Linked DNA regions of Homo sapiens: region 1 is linked to region 2. A link is a loop called in an ENCODE intact Hi-C map of the cell type or tissue named here. Cell type or tissue: endothelial cell of umbilical vein. All regions are shown on one strand.

The links. Peaks named below come from ENCODE experiments on the same cell type or tissue, not always from the same donor. Only the 100,000 strongest peaks of a DNase experiment are listed, where the experiment ranks them.
Region 1: it touches region 2 in a loop (2.7-fold over the local background); 6 of 110 quality-filtered maps call a loop at or near these places.

Annotation. Positions count from the first base shown.
Region 1 is chr11:12,821,526-12,829,525 of GRCh38, forward strand. The region is part of intron 3 of TEAD1 (TEA domain transcription factor 1); the gene reads left to right. LOC107984313 (a long non-coding RNA gene) reads right to left here. Exons shown (of 2, transcript XR_001748136.3): 1 at 6,282-8,000; 2 at 3,739-5,138. Among named protein-coding and RNA genes, the nearest start is that of TEAD1-AS1, 97 kb to the right of the region's middle. RefSeq lists an enhancer at 6,796-7,434. In endothelial cell of umbilical vein, no CTCF peak of the experiment used is centred here; DNase peaks (open chromatin) are centred at 2,106, 3,026 and 6,856; H3K4me3 peaks cover 701 bases; H3K27ac peaks cover 2,431 bases.
Region 2 is chr11:12,409,226-12,417,225 of GRCh38, forward strand. All of the region lies in intron 1 of PARVA (parvin alpha), which reads left to right. Among named protein-coding and RNA genes, the nearest start is that of PARVA, 36 kb to the left of the region's middle. In endothelial cell of umbilical vein, a CTCF peak has its summit at 3,231 (motif pointing right); DNase peaks (open chromatin) are centred at 2,846, 2,986 and 3,216; H3K27ac peaks cover 1,486 bases.

The sequences.
Region 1 (8,000 bases), 410 kb after region 2:
CTATTAAATGGGAGTACAAATGATACCTTCATTGGGGGTTCCCTGAGCATGCAGTCGGAAACTATGACCTCTTCTGGAGGACCATGACTTTTATTTTTTGACTCTATAGTGTAGGAACATCTTAATTAAAGATTATGGAAAAAAATGAAAAATGGGTTTATAAAAAAATGCCCAGATCCAATTTCATGTATTTGTAAACTATTGATCAACAACCTGTGTGGAACCTATGGCCGGATATGAATTATCCAGTATTAGCATTGATATGAATGCTTTTATCAATAGAGCATTGATAAGGCATTTCATGGAACACACATGTCAGCTCGTTCTCTCACTTTACCTACCTCCTCCGCTGTCTGCCTCCCCTCTGCCTTAGATCTTCTCCCTCCCCTTTTCTCTTTCCTCTTTTCCTATACTCTCTCTCCTTTTTCTCTTTTCCTTTTTTTTTTTTTTTTTTTTGAGACAGAGTCTCTCTCTGTCACCCAGGCTGGAGTGCAGTGGCGCGATCTCCGCTCACTGCAAGCTCCGCCTCCCAGGTTCACACCATTCTCCTGCCTCAGCCTCCTGAGTAGCTGGGACTACAGGCACCCACCACCATGCCCGGCTAATTTTTTGTATTTTTAGTAGAGACAGGGTTTCACCATGTTGGCCAGGATGGTCTCGATCTCCTGACCCATTATCCGCCCGCCTCGGCCTCCCGAAGTGTTGGGATTACAGGCGTGAGCCACCGGCAGTTGTGCTGCAACTGTAGAGAAACTAGAGGTCTAATTTCTCAAATACTGGTCCTCTGTGAATTGAAATATAGATCCTCCCTCACAGATATAGATTCGGTGACTGAAATAATTATTTTGAAGGAACCATTGCATACGTGACATACTTACTGTCAGATAAAGTCTTTGGAGGGAGATGGGATAGTGTGTGGTGTCCACCCTGTCACTTCTGCCAGGGCGAGGGCTCACATAATTTATTCTAAGCTTCCCATCCTCAGCTTCTGCGCAGGAGTACAATGGAAGATGGGGGGTGGAGGCCTTGCCTGTGGAGCCTTGACTGGGAGAAGGACAAAGAAGGCATGTAGCTGGAGAGGTCCAGTGCTTTTTCCAGGGCTGGAGGCTGGGAGGTGTCCTCATGCACTCCTATAAGCTAAGCAGAAGCCAGAGAGCTTTCCCTAGTCATGCAGCTCACAGGATAGTGTGCAGTAGAGCTCTGCTAAAGGACCTTCAGTTTTAAGAGCGCCTTCACTCCGTAGTATCACAGATAAAATTAGCATCCATATTAGTAAGCCCAACCCAGAGAACCATGCAATTATCTCATGATTTTATTTAATGACTGTGCTCTTTTCACAGCTTATCAGGGTAATCTTTGGAGCATGTCCTGATTACATGTTGTACAGACCATAAAATAAGTGAACTTAAAAAGCAATTCAAAGCTAGCTCTAATTTAATTTATAATTTTTACATCTCAAGACAACATTTTTAGTAGATAATTGTCCAGTATTTGGTTTTGTTTTTTTGTTTTTTACATATGTCAATTTTTACTTGTCTTGCAGTTTCCATTCCCCCAGCACATCTCATCTTTGCTCATAGCAGCGAAGAAGAGAGAGCATCTGTCCTGGTTCTCCTTCACCTTGCTAATCAGGCTATCCCCCTCAGCTCTTCAGGGAATGTATAATGACAAATTAGACCTTGTAGGACTTGTGCATGGAGCTTCAGGGTCTTTTCTAAATGGCAAACCAAAGTGGCCAACACTTGCTAGCTGTGTGATCTTGAGTAAGTTACTTGACTTCTGAGCTCTGATTTCTTGCCTTTAAAATGTTCCCACTTCATAGGTAGTGGTTGATTCACAAGGTTGCCATGAATCAACAACGTACCTCAGTGAGGTACCTACCTGTGAGAAGTGCCTAGTCCCTGAAGGCGTTTGGAAGTCATTTCCCAGGGCAGGTCAGATACTGAGGCTTCCCAGGCTGCTGTACAGGTGGGCATGCTGGGGACCTTCTCAGACACCCTGGCCTCTTTTTCTTTCCATCTGGCACAAGAGATGCTTTTTCTAGTTGGGACATGCAGGAGGAAAGAGAGAGCAGGTGCTTCCTTGATGTGAATAATTTATTTTTCCTTCAGATCATTCTGATAATGCACCAACCTTTGGATGGGAAAAGGTGCAAAGCTGGGATATGCACTAGTGTTACATCACTGGAGTTATGTTGGGGATATGTCCAGTGTCAGATTTTTTTGTCCAAAATCCCATTAGCAGAGGAAAGGAAGAAGATACATTTCCTTGGCAACTATTATGTCCCAGGCACAGAGATTACAGAGGCAGGAGTGACAGTTGTTGAGGGATACAGTGGGTATGAGAGGGAGGGATGTAAACTGAAGAGTTCCCATCATAAAATGTGGTAGAATGTTCACAAAGGCTCACCTACCCTACCCCAGGGAGACATTTATTCTAATTTTGGGGGAGACTAAGTGATTGGGGCTATTCACTTCTCCGAGACACCAGAAAATGAGAACGTCTGTAAAATTAAGAATATGAACTCTAGTTCTGTCTGCATTTCCAACTTCTTCATTGTTTCCTTTCTCACAAGATTTTAAATCCCTTGAGGAAGTCATTTTTCAAACAGTATTTTCTGTGAAATCCCCAATTGTAATGTCTACTTTATTTACTCCTCCACTCATCCTTCCTTATCAGGTTTATTGCATAGTATAATGGAATATATGAAATTAAAAATAACTACACTGGACACTGGGCTCTGCATACAGTAAATATTCAGCCGTTGTCTGCAGACTTGCCTAAGTGTGTACGCAGTAGTTATTCTAGGCAGGTGCTGTGCTCCAGGCTGGAAGTTGTGTATAGGATAGAGAGAGAGGGTGCCTCAGAGCTGGCAGTTTCCTCCAGCAGTCAAATTCTGAACACCCAGCTATGCCTCTTGCTGGGGAATCTAAACTTTCACCTTTCAGAGAAAACAAGGTCTTTGGAACCAGTGTGTTCTTTCAAACAATGTTGGATACTGCCCGATTGTTTCCATCCGGGAACCAAGTTTTCAAAAAGAAGTCCGGCTGCTTTGTTAAGATAAGAGACTGTTGTGTGAAAATTGCTGAGTGAGAGCTCCCACTGGAGGCTCCTTGTCTTCCAGGCCATTACCAGTTTACTCCTAGCTGGGTGATGGGGGTGAGGGTTGGGGCCAGATTGCTAGAGCCCCATTCCTGCCAGTTCCTCCCAGTCCTGAACTCTGGGGTGAGTAGAAGGTAGAGAGGGTTGATGGGGCCGGGCTCCTGGCCTGGCAGAACCGTGCTGACCTGGAGCCTGTTCGGAAGCTGGCAGTGATTGCAGTCTCTCCCGGACTGTTGCTGCCCTTGTTTGCCCTCCCTTCTGTTTCCTTCTCTCTACTTCGAGCATTCATTACATGAGATGGTGCTGTTTTTTCATATATTTGTTATGAGTAATTTTATCTTTCATCTATTAGATGACATTTTTGATTCTGTTCTTAATTTAAAACACACACTCATTTTTTAAAGTTTCTAAGTACGTTTTTTATTTGTATGTGATCATGGTTCATCAGTATAAGAAAATATTTAGCCAGTTCTGTTTCGTAAAGTCTTCAAGAAAGATAATAGCTTGGGTGGACTGCTTCTTCATGCACTTTATTAATGTGGCTTCCTGTTAAGATCTGAAGCCAGGCAGAGATGTCCACTTTTGCTACTTATATTTAAAATTGTACTGCAGGTTCAGAAATCAAAGGCATCCGGATTGGGAAGAAAGAAAGAAAACTCTCTTTATTTTCAGATGAATTGAGCCTGTACTAGAAAACCTAAAGGAACACATGCCCAATCCCGATTCCCCCAAAGTACGAACCGACTAATGAGTTCAGCAACCTTACAGGATAAAAGATTAGTATACAAAAATCAATTGTATTTTTACATACTAGCACCAAGCAATCTGAAACCCACATTATGAACACAATTCTGAGGAATAAATTTAATAAAATCAGTGCAAGACTAGTTTATTGCTAAATGAGAGTTATCCCATGTTCATGGATTGGAAGACTCAATATTGTTAAATCTTCCTAAAATGATTTGTAGATTCAGTGCAATCCTTATACAATTTTAGTATGCATCTTTTTAAAAAAAATTGTCAAGCTGTTTCTAACAGTATAGAAATGTAGATGACCTAGAATAAACAAAACAATTCGGAAAGGGAAGAAAAAAAGATTAGGGGTCTTATATTTCTTAGTTTCAAAACTTACTACAAAGCTATACTATTCAAATCAGTGTGTTACTGGTGTAAGGATAGACAGTGGTGTAAGCATAGATAATGGTACAGAATTGAGAGTCTAGAAATAAACCATTACATTATTGTCAATTGATTTCTCTACAGAGGTACCAAAGCAATTCAAAAGCAATTCAATTCAATAGTCTTTTCAATGAATAGTGCTAGGACAATTGGATATCCACATGCAAAAAAGGTAAATTTAAATTCTTACCGCACACGGTACATAGAATTTAACTCAAAATGGATCCTAGGCTAAAGTGTAGAAGGTTAAGCTAAATCTTTTAGCACAACATAATAAAAAGTCTTCATGACCTTGAGTTAGGCAAAGAGTTCTTAGATATTAAACTGGAAGCACAGCATGTCAAATTACTTTTCGAGAAGGTTTGCTAGCTCATTCAGTGGGTGAAAATGGGTGAAAAGTGAGCACATTATTTAACTATATTCTCTTGTTCCTAGTTAGGTTGAACATATTTTTACTTACCACTCAAAAATATTACCACTTTCTGGGCTCTTGTAGGTCTCTGTCACATCTTCGAACTCACCAAACCTTTCAGGAGAAAATAGTTCCTTGGAGAAGTACATAAAGTTGTGGGACTTTGTACCTTGGATTACACTTTCCCTGTCAACTCTGGGTCCTCCATAGTGGGGAATCCATAGTGGTTTTTGTCCTGCAAATAAAACAGTGTGACTAAGTAATTTTCCAGAAATGAACAGCAGAGTGGGAAATAGACATAAGTGAGAGTAATATAACAATCACGGTGTGATAAATTAGCATGGGATTTGAAATCAACCTGTTTGGGTTCAAATCATGGTTCACCTCTTACCGGTTTTGCAAACCTTGGGTCAGTTACTTAACTCCATCAAATCCTTCACTTCATCTGCAAAATAGAGATAAGAAAATTCCTTTTCTCTTAGTGTTGCTTTGAGCATCAAATGAAAAAATGTGTGTAAATGTTTAGTGCTTTGTACCTAGCATATAGGAACCCATTATTAAGTAATATTACAGTTTGGATTTCAGACCTGTGAGCTTAGGGCTCAGACTCTAGAGGTTCCTGAACTAGGTTTTCCTAGGCATTGCATGTAGAGTCTTATCTTAAAAAAGTTTTAATTGAAAGATTGGCAGCAAATTCTTCTTGTCACTTCAGACATGATTTCCTTTGGGGCTCTTGTACTCCCATGGTTTGAATTCATAGAGTAACTCAAGGGCAATAGGGAATTCCTCTCAACTCTCTGTCTCCAAGAATACCTCTGGGTGCTGGAGAGATGCCACTTATCAATTCTGTTGTTATTGTTTTTAGGGCTGTAAGCCTTCTGGATAGAACTCAGTGGATTTTCCTGAGTAGTGAAGAATTAAGTGAGATGAGGGAAAAGCATTGAGAGTAATTATCAGCAGTGGACTATGCCTGAGTTTTTGTTAGCCCTGAACTTACATATCCTGACTTTACTAGTCCATGAGTTCTTCATAGTCAGGAACTGTACCTTTTAATTCTCTGCATCTCCTAGGGGCTTTCTCAGTGCTAAGCAAATAGTAAATATTCATGAGATACTGGGATTGTGCCCAGCATTTTCTGAGTTTTCAAATAGATGAAGTTATAGAATCATATTCATATCAAAGGAAGTTCCTGTGTATAATCTCATTTCATTCTGTCAACAACCCTAGGCTTGGGGTGGGTGTGTTGGTGTGGATGAGAACACTTAGTATCCCTATTTTACAAGTAGGAAAAGTAAGACCCAGATAAGTTAATGACTTGCTAAAAATGATACAGCTCTTGAGAGACAGCAGACATTTGAATCCCATCTACTGATTCTAGGTCCTATGGTCATTCCTTTGCTTTATGTTGCCTGTTTTGCAGACTGTCAAACGCATCAGACACTTCCAGTGGTTTTTCAGTGGGTTTTTGTCCTAGTGACAGTCCACACATCCTGCTCTCCTATTATCACATTTGCAGGAGGAAGTGAGACATCTTTTGACACTGGTGATATGGGAGAAGGAGAAAAATCCTAGAATCAAAGATACTTACTCCTTGCTTCCCTCTACTCATACTCTCTGGAAAGAAACGTTTAGGGACTTCTTGTGTTGTGCCTGTTGTGCCAGGACAGCTCAAATGGATGCTTTTGTCACAGCCCCTCCACCTTTAGCAGAAGTTGTTGTATTCCTAGCCAATGCAAAAATAAACAAGTGAGGGAAAATGACATTTCCTGGTAATGGAAAGTAGCAGTTGGTGAGACTTTAGACAAGAAGCGGGTGTTCCAGCCAATGAGCAGTGACCACAGTGGAGCTAGTTGTCGGTTTACTTGGCTGAAGAATATGTTTGCCTGCATCCTGATTGTCAATAAAGACGTTTAAAAACCCCAGCTTGACTCTGGCGGGCTGAGGGTGCTGCCGTGCCACTGCTGCAGGATGGAGCTCTCTTCCTGGTGGAGACTTGATTCACAAGGACGCTAATTATTCATTCTTCCTCCGTGCAGCCCGCTGAAACAATTGCTGTGCTTGTTCGGTGCACAGTGTGGCGTCGGACAGTCAGGCCTTTTTATGTAACTGATGGCGCTGTATGTTCATATTGTTCTTTATGTACTTATTTTATAGCTTATGCAGCAGACATTCGAGTCAATTAGCTTCTTGTCTTGCAAACTGGGCACTGCTGTTCTAGAACCAAGTTAGAAGGGTGTGTTGAGGGCGACCCGGGCAGACCTCTCTCCTTTCTTTTTGTGCTGTGTGGGTTGGTTTCAAGTTACAGCATTTTTATTGGCTCTTGTTTGCTGAACCTTGGTTTCAAAAGCTGATGTTTGAGTTGAATTTCTTAAAGATACAGCTTTTGTTTTCACAAAACTGAAGTCAGGCAATATGCATAGCCCTTGGGAGTGTGGGTTTTTTTTTTTTTTAACTGAGTGATTTTTTTTTTTTTTAAATGGTACCTATTAACCAAAAAATCTAAGCGAATGGTTTCCTAACTCACTTTTCCTTAACTGGCGTCAGCATGGAGTCCTTGTTTCTTATTGATTTGCATTTTTTTTTTTTTCTGTATAGCCTTACTCCTGACTCTTTTGTCCTGAATTTTTTTTTTTTTTACCCCGTATTTCTTGAAACCTGCCTGTTTTGGGGACAAGTTGGAGTTTAAATAAATTAGTTAAATTCTGTTGTGTATATTTCTGCAGATGATAATGTTTATGAAGCATAGATTCACTGTTTTGTGAGGATTTTTAAATATCGGAAAGAAAATTTCCTGCTTCCTCTTTCCATCTCCTTTTCTGTGGTTTTAGCCCCCTCGCCCTTAAGAGCCATCGGTTTGTTATTGCTGATTGAGGTAGTGGTGGTGGAAGCAGAGGCTCTGATCCAGAGAAACTCCCCAAGACGGAAGTGCAGCAGGCAGGATTTTTATCCAGCGGATTTTGACCCAGTAGACCCTAAAGAAGGTGCATGACAGAGACTCATATTTACCATACCATTGAATTCTCAGAGCTTTCCGTGGTGGCTGGCCCAAGGCAATTGTTCAAAACATACGTGAGAGAATGAATGAACAAATGACCTTGCCTACCAAACGTCTCCCTCCCTCTGTGTAAGCATCCCTTAAACTCTCCCAACCCAGGTGGCCTTGACATATCCCATGCTCACCCAGGACCCTGAAGTATGCCTCGGAGCAACTGGTTTCTCCTGACCAGTTAGTGTCAACTGAGACTAATGCAGAAAACATTGCTTACCCTAATGTTTGCCTTTAGAAGTAAAATCCAAACTGAAGGAA
Region 2 (8,000 bases):
GTGGTGTGCCTGGTACACAGAGATGCTTCAGAAGAGGTAATTATTGTTTTCACATTTTGGAGACAGAATGGTTATCTCCTACAGTTTGACCTTAAAATCTGGGGTTGTGGTAGGCTGAATAGTGGCAGCCCGAAAGTGTCTATGTCCTAATCCCTGGAATTGTAGGTATGTTATCTTCTATGGTAAAGGAGAATTAAAGTTGCAGATGGAGTTAAGGTTGCTAATCAGCTGGCCTTAACATAGGGAGAGTTTCCTGAGTTATCCAGGTGCACCGAATGTGATCACAAGTGTCCTTAAAAGTGGAAGAGAGGACAGAAGAAAGAGTCAGAAGGAAGTGTGACTATGGAAGAATGGCCATGAAGATGTGACATCACTGGCTTTTAAGATGGAGTAAGGGGCCACAAACCAAAAAATAGGGGTGGCTGCTAGAAGATGGGAAAGGCAAGGAAATGGATTCTCCCCTAGAGCCCTCAGAACGGAATGCAGCCCTGCCAGCATGTTGATTTTAGCTCGACTTCTAACCTCCAGAATTGTGAAATAATAAATTAGTGTTGTAAGCCACTAAGCATTTACTAATTTGTTAGAGCCACAGTTGGAAGCAAGTACGAAGTTTTTGCACCAAACATTGTCAACTGCAGTTTAGTACATTCCAGTATTACCCTTGACCCATGCAATTTTAATTCTTTCTTGAGTTCACTGCCTATTAATTGGTACCTGCTACATGCCAGGCTGTCTGAGACAGCATCTTTGCTTTTGCAGAGTTGACTATCTAGGGGACTTGCTATTGTTTTCTGTAAACTCTAGGAGTACCAAATTCCAAATGTGCCTCTAGGTGGCACATAGTAGCCTCTCAAGTACACTGGTGAAGTGACTCCCACTTTTAATTGATCCAGGAGGGCAGGAGAGACTACAGAGCTCATGGTAAGGGATTAGGCTCTCAGCCCTAGGCATCTCCGGGCTGGGCCACCCAGGCCCCCGGGACTGCAGGGCAGGGATCAGGTTTGCCTTGTGCTGGCCTGGGCTCTGCTTGAAGTCCTATCTGCCCTTTCCTCATCTTCAGGGCTCAGCCCACAGGCCTCCTCCAGGAACACCCCTGCCTACCCCAGGCCACAGGAAGCATTCCCTCCAAGGTCTGCCTTTCCCCCCGGCAGGGACTCCGGGCCAGCTGCTCCATCTCTTGGGCTGCGGTTATTTTCTCTTTACTGTCGGCTCCTGTCTGTGGAGACAGGCCTGTGCCAGGCATACATTCAGGGGCTCAGCAATGCCTGTGGTTTGATTGGTTGGGTCTAGATCCGAAGGATTGCTATACGAGGGCTTTTGCTTTATCCTTTTAGGGAAGTTCATTCTCTCTCGTTGCTTCTCCTCCTCCTTTTGGAGACATCACTAGAAAATCTCAGCAGCAGGAGCCCAGTGCCTACGCCAGCCCATCTTTCACACTGTAGCTGCCAGAATGTTCATTCCCAAACCAAACTCTGACCTAGTTCCTCCTCCAGTGGAAAACTACTGAGGATCCCTTCTTCTCCCCACCCCATCTATAGCTATGGCTTTCAGTGTTAAAAAGAAAGAAATAAATGAAAGTTATGTGGACCCTTCTTTTTCAATAAAGTATCGCATGGAATGTTCATCATTAAGCATCTGGACTCTGGCATCAGACAGACCTGGGTCCAAATGCAGGCTCTGCCACTTACCTGTATAACCTCAGGCAAGCTGTCTAACCTCGCCGTACCTCACTTTTCTCAGCTGTAAAATGGGGGTGTGATACTGACGATCCCTAGTTCATGAGGCTGTTGTGGAGATCAAGTATGGTACTTAGCAGAGTACCTGGCCTGGTATAGCTACCAAATAAATGTTAGCTAATGTTACTAGAGCACAAGTTAATTTTCTAAGTTCTAACTTATAACAGTTATAAAGCTTATCAGTGACAATAATTTGGCTGTTTGGATGAACAAAGGATTTTTAAAAACAGATTTCACTTTTTATTAGGTTGCTGCAAAGGTAATTGCGATCTTTGCCATCTTAATGGTAAAAACCACAATTACCTTTGCACCAACCTAATAGAACAGTTTTAGATTTACAAGAAATTGTGGGATAGTGCAGAGAGTTCCCATAGGCCCTGTACCCAGTTCCCCTATTGCCAACATTGTACATTGGTATGGTACATTTATTATAATTAATGAACCAATGTTAATACATAATCATCAACTAAAGTTCATACTTTATTCAAAACTCCTTAGTTTTTCCCTAATAGATTTCTTTTTCTGTTCCAGGGTTCCACCAGGGAAGGTACCATAGTACATTAGGTTGTCACGCCTCCCTAGGTTCCTCTTGGCTATAATAGCTTTTTTACTTTCCTTGTTTTTGATGGCCTCGGCACTTTTTAGGAGTACTGGTCAGGTGTTTTGTAGGATGCCCCTCTACTAGAATTTATCTGATATTCTTCTCATGGTTAGACGGAATTGAACACAGAAATGTAAAGTTAGCAGATTATGGATGACCACTCCAGTTTTCCCTTGGTCTCAGCATCCATGAAATTAGAATCAGATGTTTATGGGGAGTCTAAAAACATGGTTTGAAAAATCACTGGAGAAGATCAAGTCTACACTCCCTGGTGTGACCTACGAGGTCTTCTCACTCCAAGCCCTGCCCACATCACCAGCCTGCTTTATCACTCCTTCCTGCTGCAGGCACCCCCAGCTTCTCAGCATTCCCCTAATAGGTCCGGGCATTGAGGCATATCGACTCATCCCCCAGGAATGCCTTCCCTCCTTTCTCTGCCTGCCTAGTTTCTTTCTAATCTCTATGCAAAGACTCTAAGATCCAGTTTAACTTATCCTTCCTCCCTGATGCAATTCCCACTTTCCTTACAGAGACTGACACTGTCCCTAGGGTTCCCTGGGCACATCTCTCTATTGTCTTTCTCAGCTCTCATGTCTGCCTCTTCCTGTACACTGGAAGCTTCTTAAGAGCAGGAGCTGAGTCATAATCCTCTATTCCTCATGTCCAGCGTGAGCCTGGCACACAGTAGGTGCTTAAGAGATGCTTAATGAATGACTCTTGATGTTAGAGAAAGGTGCCATTTCTATACCATCTTTAACACAGAGCATGTTGCCTTCATCCTAAGAAAATGGGGTGCCCCAGTGGATGATGGATACCAGAGATTAACCCTTGGGTGGGTCTTTTAAGGCCGTTTTCTCCCTGCCCCAGAGGGTGTGGGAATGAGGTGTGAGTATGGAAAGGACCACCAGGGGGCTCCGGGATGCAGTTCACCAGCCCAGGCCGAGAGGAAGGCTCAGTGGTGGCTTCAGCAGCAAGCCTGGGTCTGGCAGAATCCTCAAAGAAAGTGTGTCAAAAGAGAGGTCTGTTTTGCTACTGATGTGCCAGGCTCTGTAGCAAGGACAGGATGTACCAGCCTGTTCTTTAAACATGTGTGGGCCCCTCACTGTCCTTTGCCCCAGAGGTCCCAGCCTACAGAGAAAGGGACAAAAGATCCTGAGAGCCAAGAAAATAATATTTGCAGGAAAAATGGTCTTGTTATATGCGCAAGCAGACCTTTACTTCATTCAGACTTCCTAATTTCCCTTTCCACGCCAGTGTTAATAGTTCTCCTTGGATCGCAAACTCTTAATAGATATTCCTAAGGCCAAAAGTATCACTGAGAAGTTGGAGCCAAAATCTCAGGGCTTTTCTTTTGAATTCTATAAGAAGAGGGGAAAACAGCTGAGTTAATCTGAAATAATGAAGCTGGAATTAGAAATTGCTCTGGTCAGTAACATCCACTGTTTTGTTTTTTTGTTGTGTTATTAAGAGTAATAATAACAATAGCTCTTGTGCATTGGGTGCCAACTCTGTGCCAGGCATTGGGATGCAGGCGTCTGCCTGTGCCAGGCATTTGTCTTTGGGCATACAAGGGGAATTAGGCCAGGATAATCTCTGCCCATTCTGCCACAAAGATATTATCTCCATTTCATAGATGAGGAAATTGAGGCCCGGGAACATTGCATGATTTGTTAAGGCTAGAAATCAGATTCTGTCCAGCTTCAAGATCTGAACCCTTTCCAATCACCCAAACATGCCTCAAAAGGATATAAAATAGTTGCCAATCTTAAAACATGACTGTGCTCCAGGGGAAGGGAAGGGATTATCACACGAGGCAGAAATGTATAGGCATTACAAGTACATCCATCATTAATAATAATGACAAAAGGATGAGAATATCTTACTGTTTTGGGCCATGGGCTTCCTAGCATTCATGTAGGCAAATGAAAATACAGAGGGATGTCTGCTAGAATGCGATATGGTTTGTATTCAAAAGATTCTTGTAGTTTACTTTAAAAGCAGTGTTATGATGGAACCTGTACACTCACACATTTTTAAGAAGCAGACTCCTCCTTCCAAGGGTTTTGACCCAGCTGCACATGATCTTACGTGCACCTCTCCTCTGCTTTAACCTCAGTAGTCAGGTGAGGTGCCCCGTAGGCTCCAGGGAGCTGGCACAGGCGGCTCCTTGTCCTGAAGGCTCTCTTGCCTCTATTTCCCAAGGTGGGGATTCTAAACAGCAGAGCCCAGAACCAAACTTGGAGAACACTCGAGCCCCCAGCTGAAAGACATTAATCACCCATGGACAGGTTTCTTGAACAGGAGAAAGTTTGTAACCAGAGAACAAAGCAGTTTCTGCACAAAACAGTAACTTAAGGAGGATATTCAAAAACCTCTTGGACTTTTGTCTCATGCCATAGCCTAAGTCCCTCTCAAAGCTGCCCACATTCTCAGGACCAGACGTGTACCCTGCCTTTGGCTGGGCCCCTGGGATTCCAGGGCCACACGGCAGCCGTGCGTGGCACATCTTCAAGTTCACTTCTCCAAGCTCTGGGACTCTCCCCGTGCCAGCACAGAACTATTAATTATTTTTCTCTGTCAAACCTTTGTCAGCAACTTCATCCCAAAAGAGGAGGTTTATTTTCCCTTCGGCAGTGTTTGTGACTCTTGTAAATAAGAGATAATTACACTCCAGTTTTTAAATTAAAACAAAAAGAGCTAGAGATGCCCGTTAGGAGTTTACATTTTACAACAGCCCACTTCCTTAGTCAAAGATCCAACAGACTTAGTTTGCTGAGTTTTATGCAGATTCTGAGAAGTTTGAGTGGTTTAAATGCGAAACTTTTGTGTTAGCCGCCTGAAATGCCTTCGCTTTTGCTTCGAGTTAGTATTAAATAATTTTTAAATTCTTTCATCTTTCAGCGCTGCTGGAGGATCTTAACGCTCTAAAACTGCAATTAAAATGTGAACATTAAGGAGTTATAAGGTTAAATGAGAGAATGTATCAGAAAGCGTTTGGAGATGTTTTTATTGCACCATGATCTGACTTGGTAGCCGGAGAAATGCATTCTTGTCTTATGGCTGCTGAAAATTTCATTTTTTTTTTTTTGTCTCTAAGTTTGTGCTTGGAAAGTGAAAATATATTCAAACGAGTCCTTATAAACATTTGATCTTGTTTTCATATGAAGTGAAAAGAATTGTGAAAAGTAATTCAAAACATGGAATTAGATTCTTACAGCGTTAGTTGCGTGGAGCCATCTGCAGGGCTAGGCCAGGAGTTCTGTGGGTTATGGCCAGCCCTGGATCGATGTGAACTAACATCTAATTAGTGGGCCTGGTGGAAGTTGGCAAGCCTTTGGACAAGAAGGCTTTGGGGAGGTGAAGACATCTTTCCTCCCTAAGGAGGAATCATCCCACAGTCTCAAGGGCAGTGTTCTTCACAGAATGTAAGGGTGGACCTAGCGTCGGCTGTCAGGAACCAGCCTGGGCACTGGTGGGCTGGCTTAACCCCTTGTTTTCCATCCCATCCCAACACCTTGATGAAGTGATGTGTTAACAACAGGAAAGGCAATATTGAGAATGTCATGACTTAGGGAGAGAGTTTATTTGACATGTCAGCTGCAGGCTGTGCTTACACAGATGGGCGTTTTGGGACTGGAAATCTGTGAATACCCCCAAAAGACATTATGAGGCTCATGGGAGCAAAGATGGCATGAGAAACTTGAAACTAGGATTCCAGCATGGCAGAATAAGAGTACACAAAGTTTCGTGTGTCATATGCTAAGCTTTCTCCTAGGCCTTTCATTTTTGTAAATCAGAGGAGAAAGCCGTATGTTGACAACCCTGCATTTAAGACATACCAACCACTTTGACAATGAAGTGGTGTGGCCTTGCCCTCCCCATCCCCTCCCCCACCCCAACATGTGCTTCAATAACCAGGCAGCACTCCCTGATGTCATCAATACTTAGATTTATTGGGAGGGACCAGGAGAGCTTTAGTCTATGAGAAACAATGGCCAGACTTTACTCTCAAGGGGAATCAGCCTTTACATCATCTGAGCCTAAGATGTTTTCTGGACTACAATATATATTATCACAGATCTTAATTTGAGACATACATGTTAGAATAATTTCATTTTGAAATATGGTGGTAGTAAAATTCAGCATTAACATGAGCAGTCAGTAATTCAAATTTTATTTGCTCTGATATCAAAGGGATATCTTTCTGCTCCCACCAGCCAGGAAAAAGAGAGAGAGAGAGATTAGGCATTTTGCTGAGTACTTTTTCAGCCCAATTTTATTTAAAGATGAAGCCTTGTAATTGATTTGTTTGGTCTCTGAAACCCACAAGAGTCCCGCATAGCCCCCTGGATCTTGGTGAAAAGGCGTAGCGCCTTCTCTACTTAGCTGTTGGCACTAATCTATGCTTGCCTTATTGGGGGCAGAAAGTTTGAAAACTTAGAACTGTTTATAACCTCCATTTGTTTTCCCTTTCAACATCATAATGCTGTGGTGAACTGGCTGTTTTGGGAAAGAGGTTGAAAGTGGAATGATTGAGGGGGAATTTTCCCCCTTGGTGAAACTGATGGACTAGCACAGTTTTAGAAAAATTTTCATCCGTAGAATAATTTTGGCCATTATGAACATAAATGGCTTTGTCACCCGTTAGCAGGCAGATAGAGCATGTGTTTCACATTATTAATTCGAGGCAACGTTAGGGCTGGTTGAGGCAGCTTTTAAGAAAGCAGAGTCTACACATCCCCATCTTTCATCCAGTTCCACCTCAAGAGACAGCATTCAAACTGTCCCTAGCGGTAGAACAGCCCCTCTGGTGGAAATGCTGTGTGACATGAATCTTGCCAAAAACTAATGGATCATTTACAGGAAATAAGAAGTTGAAGAGAAGGATGAGTTAGTAGACTTCAAAGCAAACTCATTTCCACAGAACCTAAATAATGAATACCAAAACCTGAAGATTTCACAGACAGCTTATATGGCTCTCTGTACAGCTGGAACCTTCGCCGACTCCAGCGCCATCTGCCCTGATGAAGGGTCCCTGCTGCTTCAGGAAGGAAGGAAGAAAAGGAAAGAAGGAAGGAAATCAGGGGAGAAAGAGAAAGAAGCGAGTGGAGAGAAAGAAGGAGAACAATTTTACAAAGAAAGGGAGAGGAGGAGAGAGGAAAGATAGGGAGGAGGCAGAGAAGGAAGGAAGAAAGCAATGGAGGGAGAAAGAAGGGAAGAGGAGGGAGGGAGGGAGAAAGGAGGGGAGGGCACGAGGGCAGAGAGATGGAAGGTGAGAGCATGAGGGCTGATCACAAGGTGGGTCGTTAAGTCTAATTTTGCACAAATGGGTTTTGTATGGCCAGTATCTTGGGACATCTGTCTTGTGGGTCTCTAGTAATCTTTAGATTACTAAAGTCAAAATAAAATTGTGTATCTTTTAAATGCCCCTGAGTCACTTTGTTGGAACTACTTATAATGGAGAACTGTGTTTGAGAAGGCCAAGGGCTGGTTCAGACTATAAGCACAATTCCAAGGTCTGTCACTATAAGGAAACTTGTATATCAGTGAAATCGACTGATTAGGGAGATTTATGCATATTACAAAAACATTTTGATCCAGCAATTCCACCTTTAGGAATTTATTCTTAATAAATAGTTGGACGAGGTTGTAAATCCTGTGTA